3 separate regions of the Homo sapiens genome follow, and regions 1 and 2 are each linked to region 3. The links are chromatin loops, found by intact Hi-C in ENCODE. Cell type or tissue: dorsolateral prefrontal cortex. All regions are shown on one strand. Region 1 has its middle 270 kb from the start of LINC01773. Region 2 holds the start of LOC105378839 (a long non-coding RNA gene). Region 3 has its middle 380 kb from the start of PKN2.

Evidence for each region. Peaks named below come from ENCODE experiments on the same cell type or tissue, not always from the same donor. Only the 100,000 strongest peaks of a DNase experiment are listed, where the experiment ranks them.
Region 1: a loop joins it to region 3, with 12 times the contacts of the local background. A loop is called at or near these places in 58 of 110 quality-filtered maps.
Region 2: a loop joins it to region 3, with 2.9 times the contacts of the local background. A loop is called at or near these places in 2 of 110 quality-filtered maps.

The regions. Positions count from the first base shown.
Region 1 is chr1:88,179,442-88,181,941 of GRCh38, forward strand. No RefSeq gene overlaps it. Among named protein-coding and RNA genes, the nearest start is that of LINC01773, 270 kb to the left of the region's middle. RefSeq lists a silencer at 1,186-1,235. In dorsolateral prefrontal cortex, CTCF peaks have their summits at 1,284 (motif pointing right) and 1,489; a DNase peak (open chromatin) is centred at 1,260.
Region 2 is chr1:88,461,663-88,464,162 of GRCh38, forward strand. It overlaps LOC105378839 (a long non-coding RNA gene), which reads left to right and starts at 1,226. Exons shown (of 2, transcript XR_947573.2): 1 at 1,226-1,721. RefSeq lists an enhancer at 1-1,163. In dorsolateral prefrontal cortex, no CTCF peak of the experiment used is centred here; DNase peaks (open chromatin) are centred at 989 and 1,457; H3K4me3 peaks cover 2,078 bases; H3K27ac peaks cover 2,500 bases.
Region 3 is chr1:88,302,235-88,304,734 of GRCh38, forward strand. No RefSeq gene overlaps it. Among named protein-coding and RNA genes, the nearest start is that of PKN2, 380 kb to the right of the region's middle. In dorsolateral prefrontal cortex, CTCF peaks have their summits at 1,092 and 1,294; a DNase peak (open chromatin) is centred at 1,065; H3K27ac peaks cover 316 bases.

The sequences.
Region 1 (2,500 bases), 120 kb before region 3:
CCCAGCCACTCAGGAGGCTGAGATGGGAGGATTGCTGAGCCCATGAGGTCCAGGCTGCAGTGAGCCGTGATGGCACCACTACACCCCAGCCTGGGTGACAGAGTGAGACTCTGTCTCAGAAAAAGAAAAAAAGTCCAAATCACCTTAAAAAACAAAACTGTCAGAAAAGAAAAAATGTAGTTAAGAAATGTGGTTATTCACACAGTTCTTCTCTGGTAGCCATCTTGTTTTCTACCCCAATATATAAGGTCAATAATTCTAAAACAATAAAGAGGGGATGGGGAAACTCCTTACTAACGAAACACTTTAAACGAGCTCCCTAAATACTTTTAACTAGCATTTAATTTATTTTTAATCAGCTGCTTATCATTTATTAAATAAATTCCAAAGGCCCCAGGATTCCACAGCCCTTAGATAGGCTAATCTCCCATTGGGAAGCAACACGTATTAAATAGTTGCTAAACCTTGGTAAATACACTTTTAATAATTAATTCTAGAAGTATTTAACTTGCAGTTATATACCGGATATTTCAGCAATATTGTAATCCATGGGATATTGCCGAGGGATTTCTCAGATTAACACATTTGGGTCCCTGAGTCCCATCTGTATACCTCTATCTGAATTAACAGCAGGTGATTCAACACATGGCTACCAGCTCTGTGTCTGAGTGACCAATGATTTTATTACCATATCAGTGAGATCAAATCAGTGAAATGCATCAGCTGAGGAAATGCTTTGTAAGGGATGAGACAGACGGTGGCTTACAAGTCAACCCGGGTTTTCAAAAATGATAACTACTGAAAAGAAAAATTACTTTTCCTGTTGAGATGTGTAAATATTATGTAGATATTCTAACTCAATCTCTATGATGGATGGCGCTCAATTTTAAACATATTTCAGTAATGCCTTAATTTAATAGAATGGGAGATACACAAGATGTTGAAGGATCAAGGTGAGAATAAATTTTCTTGCACAGATGGTTTAGTCTTGTTCTAAAAATCCATGGGATTCTTATACTTTCCTCTCCATGAAAAAAAAAAAAGGCTTTGCTTTCTTTCCTTTAAAAAGATGTTTTGAGTAACCACTTTGTTAAATTCTGTATATCCAGTCCCATTCCTACTAGCCTTGTGTAACATAACTATAGTTCCTCCCCCCACCAATGTGGAGTAAATTGTTAACACTGAAGTCAGTAGCGACCTTTGTCTTGAGCGGAGCAGTTCACTTCCCCACCCAGGCTGACAGAGACTGCAGATTGACCAGCAGATGGTGCTACAGAGCAGGCAGCAGCCCAGGGCCTAACATCCTGGAGCTCAAGGACTGCATCAAAGACTCTCAAAAGGATCTTTAGTCTTCTGGCTAGTCAGTTATCTCATCGAGTAAGGAACTTGCCATTTCCTGTCTTTTCTCTGCTCCATTCTTTTTCCTCCCTCGTTTCATAAATGTATTTCTTGTACTCTTAAAAACAGCGTGGCCTGTCCATAGCATGACCCTTGAGCTCTTTCCTTCAGGGCACCATGAGATACCTGAATAAACATGGATGGTGACGAAGGCCCTTTCACTCAAAAAGAAGTATACCTTTCCTGCACCAGCTAACACGAAAGCACACACCACGATGATGTTTTAGTAGTGATAAAAATCAAACATTTTCTGGAGCCATTATACTCTAAAATGTTAATGAAGTTTACTTTTTAAAATGTGATCGATAGATGGGGGAAAGTGCCCATAAATTACTAAAGGCAAAAAACATTCTATTAGCATGCAGTGGGTTTCGCAATGTTCGTTGGTCTGTGTTTTACTGGGGGGAAAATTTTTAATCTGCTGAAAGCGTGAGTTCTGTTTTTGTTTTTGTTGTTGTTGTTGTTTTAAAATACCTGTCTTTGTCTTTCATGGTACAAGAGGGATATTTTTAACATGACTCATTTAGGAAATGTAATTCTAATGCAGTATAGCTATAGGTTTCAATTAACGTTCTACCTTTCTGACAGTCTTTACATTACATGTTTTATGAAATCATTAACTATTGTCATGTTTCTATTATGATACTATTAGGAAATAAAGAGACTTATGTAAATGGAGATGTAAAAGAAATGTATGACAGTTACTCCGAGCAACATCTGTGCACTATCATACATGCTCACACTAATTTTCTAAAGATTGTTCCATTCATTATAGAGCATTGTTAGTTGCAGTGGCACAACCCTTATTTCCATGCATTTAGGGAATGAAGCAGAGAGTGGGTAAATGAGAGCCTAATCAATACCACTTTTCATTTTGCATCTAATGTGCTGCCTTTCCCTTTCTTTTCCTCATGCACAAATCCAAAAAAGATCCTGACGTTACAGTCATAAAATGTAATTCTTCTGCAGAAACACAGACAATAATGCTTTCTGTATTCAGGCGTATTGCATATTCTAATGGCATTTGGCTAAATTGAGTATGGATTTAACATCAAAGGCTTCATGAATTTTTCAAATGAGATATTAAAGTCAATATTTCAAG
Region 2 (2,500 bases), 160 kb after region 3:
CTTGCTATTCAGCTTAAAATGCCATTTTATGTAAGCCTGATAATTTCTCCTCAAAAATAAATTCATAAAAATTGCTTGAAAATTCCTGATCAATGTTTTCAGCTCACATAGATATTAAACCGAATTTCCTAAAGCCTGAAAAGTTAATTATGCATTCAATTAGAGTTTCTTAATAAAGATTAAAACTCTGAAGTCTATTACAAGCCCATATTTAATTCAACTGCCATTTTATCCACGCCATGTAAGTGTAAGTGGTAACAATGAATATAAATTATAATACACGCCATAGAAAGAATGCTATTTGTCCAAGAACGTTACTATAAAGAATTAAATTTTGCTATCAGTTCCATGATCTAGTTAAAATTGGTATTCTTTATTTGGTCTTTCAATGTAGTCCAATTTCCTACTTTGAAAAACAAATTCTGGGGAATAAAGAAAAGAGATTAATTTATCATTAAGACTCTGCTTAATTGAAGTCAATTCCGAACAAACTTGAATTCAATTTCTGCTCATTAAATTGAATGTGCTCTGCGTTCCTCTCTGCATTGCTTTGAGCAAGCAGCTGAGAACAAGGGACTAACATCAAAATTATTAAATTGAGGAGATTTTATTTGGTCTTCACATGCCAGAGCCGCTTTGATGAGGAGCTGTTTTGGCACTGAAAGGAAAGAAGAGCAGCTGGAGGAAAAATCAAATGAAACTAAGCCTTGGAAAATTGAAGAAAACGCAAGCTTAATAATATTTAATAATTAAATTTCCACAAACAATAGCGGCAAATGAAGTAATCTGCAAAGTCTGTGAACTCATTTGCATAATTGATGCCGGTCCCCTGTAAATGAATAATGAAGATAATAAAAGATGTTGCTAAAAATGGGCACAATAACAGCAAATTTCATCAAGCCGCGCTCTCTGATTAATCTGCTCTTGCAAATCAGCACCGAGAGGGGAGCGCGTGATTAACCGCGCCGAGGACTGCAGCAGGCGGCGGCGCTGCCCTTTCTCTGCGTGTCTCTGGGCGCGTCCTGCCCGCTCCCCGCGCCGCCCGCGCTCCTCTCGCCGCAGCTGCCGCTGGGGCTGCCGCGGGCGCCGCTCAGCCGGAGCGCGCCTCCGCCCGGCCCGCCCGCGCCCCGCAGCAGCGCGCTCGCTCCTTAACCACTTCGCCGCTGCCTTTCGTCGGGGCCGCGAGCGGGGCGACGGCCGCCCAGCGCCCCTGGCACCCCTGATCTCCAGCCGGGGCTCCCGGCCCGCGCCTTGGTGGCTGGAGGCCCAGGATGAGCCTCGATGGCGAGAGGCCCAGGATGCGCCACCAGGCCGGGCTCACTTCTTTGACGCCGAATAAACTGACAAAACAATTAGCTGGCCGGCTGGGGAAGGTGGTGGGTGACTCAAATGCCAGTCGGCTGCGTGCCCCCGCGCTTAGATGAGTCTGGGATTCTGGGCAGTTGGGACTTTCTTTTCAGGAAAGGAGGTGAGAGGTGCCGGGGAAGCCCACACGAGCAGCCACTCTTGGAGAAATGGGGAATGGCGCTGTAAAAGCGCAGGCCCTCCTCCTCCTCCTTTCTCCCCATCACACAAAAAGGATGGGCCTTGAAAGGGATGAGTTTATTATGCACTTTTAAATGCCTATTCAGAAAAGAACAGGAGGCAAAAATAAAGATGCTTCCCACCCCACCAATTCCCTTCCCTCGAAGAAAAAAGGAAAGAGAAAGCAACCCACAAAGGTAAGCTGGGTATTTCAGATTTTGTGTCTTTTTTTTTTTTTTTGGAATCAAAATAACATTTTCCAGTTTGCCACTTACATTTTCGAGTGTATTTTTCTCAGGGCTAACTCTAGGGGTAATAAAATCTCTGGAAGCTATTATGCCCATATACGTTTTAAGCAGGAGTTTGTGAAAGCAACTTTGCTGAGTGCAAACTTGAGACGATGAAACTGAAAATACTTTGAAAAACACACTATCCTGTTCCAATGGAAATGCTGCACTTTACCAGCTCTCTAGGACAAAGTTGTCTCAGGAAAATGAAATTGTTGATAAACCATAGTTCCAGACTGTTACTTCACAGCCCTCAGATTGCAATCAATCGTAGCCCGGGCCTAACAGGACTGACTCCAGCTTTTCATTTGTTTATAGTGTGTGCAATGTTTTATGCTTCAAATGCACCATGTCAACTATGCAAAATGATGCATAATTTTTGTTTGCATCCTGGATCCACCTCCACAATGGTTTTTGTTTAAAATAAAGGTCATGATTGTTTCCCATTATTACAGAATGGAAACCGATCCTAGACATCTGTGAAACGTATCTTAAAAATTCCACTACTGAGTTGGGAAAAGCAGAGAGTTCATGTTTACTTCATTGGCGAAGTCCAGTTGAATCTACTTAACTCGACCAGCTTTAATCCAATCTAATAAACCATGAGCTTGTTCCTGTGTCAAAAAAAAAAAAAAAAAAAAAAGCCAATATGCTGCCCTGAGCCTGTGAAAGTTGTCAGAAACAAAATG
Region 3 (2,500 bases):
CTTAAGAGGGCACAATGATGTTGGACAACAGATCTATTTGTTTAAACTCAGAATAATGACAAAAAAAAGAGGCCCAATTTTATCTCTTCCATCACCAATAAACCTTTAGTCTTCTTCTTGTTGTATTTTAAGTCCACTATTAAGACCTGTCCAAGCATAAGCATTTATTTACAACAAATATTAAACTAAGGAAGATTCTTTCAAACTATCAATTAAATCATACTAATCACAGATGCAGCATGCACATTGAAATAAGTATCTATATAATCAAGCTTTGCACATAGGAACCATTTTGTTCTGGTTACCTCACAGTACTTTCCACCAAATAAAATTCTGGGTCATCCCATTTTGGAGGCACAAGAAAAACAGTGATTAATCCTTAAGAGCAAGGTCACGTTAAAAATCAGGGAGAAAATCAAGAGAGGACTGCATGAGGACCAAATGCTGTCATCTCTCCTGCCCAGTAAACTACACTCCTTCCTCAAAGGACTGTTACATTTCTGGTGGGAAAGAATCTCACCTTTAAGAAGCTGAAACTTACCCACTTGAACAGGTGCAAGGACCAGATGACCAGTTGTTCCCTTTATGGACTATCGACAAACATCACTTAAAAAAATAATAATCATTGGCAAGTGCTAAAAACCAGCCAATTGACACAATGTCTTCATAAAACGAAATTCAGGAGAGAGGAGAGAAAATAATGCAGAATCAGAGTAACCTTGGATGCAACCAAACTGTCACCTGTGGTCCATGCAACAAAAGCCTTCCACATAGCTTCGTGAGTTAAGGACAACAGATTAATTACAACATTGACTTCTGTTGCTGTTTCAGAATCATGTTGTCTGAGTATTATGTTAGTCTCATTTTTCTATTTGTAAACAGATCTAACTTATCTCTATAGAACAGTAGAAGAGGAAAAAAAGGTTCTCTTGCCATTAGTGAGTTTTATTTTTCTTGATTAAATAAAGGTTTGTGAACTATAAAGAGTACAAATTTAACATGCTGTAAAAGCAACAAGAAAAATTCACGCAGAGCACAGACGAGAACAAAATTCAAGCCCTGGCATTCTTCACAGGAACCAAGGGCCCCATCTGCTGATGTTTAAATGTACTACAGTAGCAAACAGATTTAAAAAAAATAAAAAAAATCTTATTGAACTAAAATACAATAAAGAGCCTGAAGCTGCAGAATCTTAGCAGCAGAAGGCACCTTTAGAAGTTAGAGAACCTGCCCCTGATCCAACACTTCTCACCCTTTTCTGTACTGCTGCATAGCTGTATGGAAGTTATTTGGAGCAGACAGTAGTTTATTTTTAATTTTCTTAGTTCTCAGGAAAAAAGTGCCAAGCACTACCTTCACTGGCCACCACCTCTCTACTGACAGACCTTTGGCTGAAGTGAGTTCTCTAGTCCCTTTAGTTGATGGCTCTTGTTTTGAAGTGACTGGATGGTTAGGGTCTTAATAATGGGTTTTGATGCTGCCCATTTTGATGATAAGGAGGAAGACATTCCCATTACTTCTTAGCCTTGCCTCCAACATGGGATAGTACTAGGGTCCTTTCTCTGCCTTTCTCTGAAGTTTGTTTGGTTTATGACCATTTTTGCAACTAAGCGAGTACGTAAAGCATAACAGAAAGACCCTAGATGGGTTAGAATAATGCAGTTTAGGGGTCTAGTCCATCTTTGGTAATACTCACTACTGTCCTGTTCTGTCTAGCTCTCCTCTCCTCACCTTAAAAATAAGGTGTCAGATTGCATGCTCTTTAAATGGGTTAAGTTCCTTTCCTCCTACCTCTACAATTCATTGTAGCATCCACATAGCACATTGCATATATTAGACACTCAGTAAAAAGCTGATGAACAGACATATTTTCAGTCAAAACTATTTGTTGGTAATTATCCTTTTTATTTAATCTAGCCATTCTGAGTTCCTTATACCCTTTTATATTTGGAATCTAATAATACTTGTAGTGAACATTTATGTTTGGAAAACCAGACCCTTTTAACCTTTATTTAGAAAACTACCCCCAATGTCTTTGGGAGCAAGTATCTCTTCTCCATTATGAACAGTTCAGTGGGACCATCAGTCTATGTTCTACGAGCTCTCCTAGTTGAATTGTGAGCACCTGAACCAAATTTGGCCAACTCTCTCCACTGTGACTTTGACTCCTGTGCAGAGTAAAACAAGAATGGGAAAGCAATGAGGTTAGGGCATTCTGGCAGTATAATCTGAAATGCCTGTCAAATGGTTCCTGTTACCTCAACCCCTAGACCCCAGTAGCTGACCTAGTTCATGTCCTATTTCTGTGATGAATTCTCCAGCCTTTTCTTCAGGAAACTGAAACATCAGGCACAGCTACCCTCTAGGCCTCCCAAGACATTCATTTCCTGCTTTAAGTTAATGTGATAGACATTAGCTGATTGTCTCTCCCACATACAAACCACCTCCCTCCCTTGCTTTCTTCCTAACAAGGCTCTAGACATCTAGTCATGCAATTGGT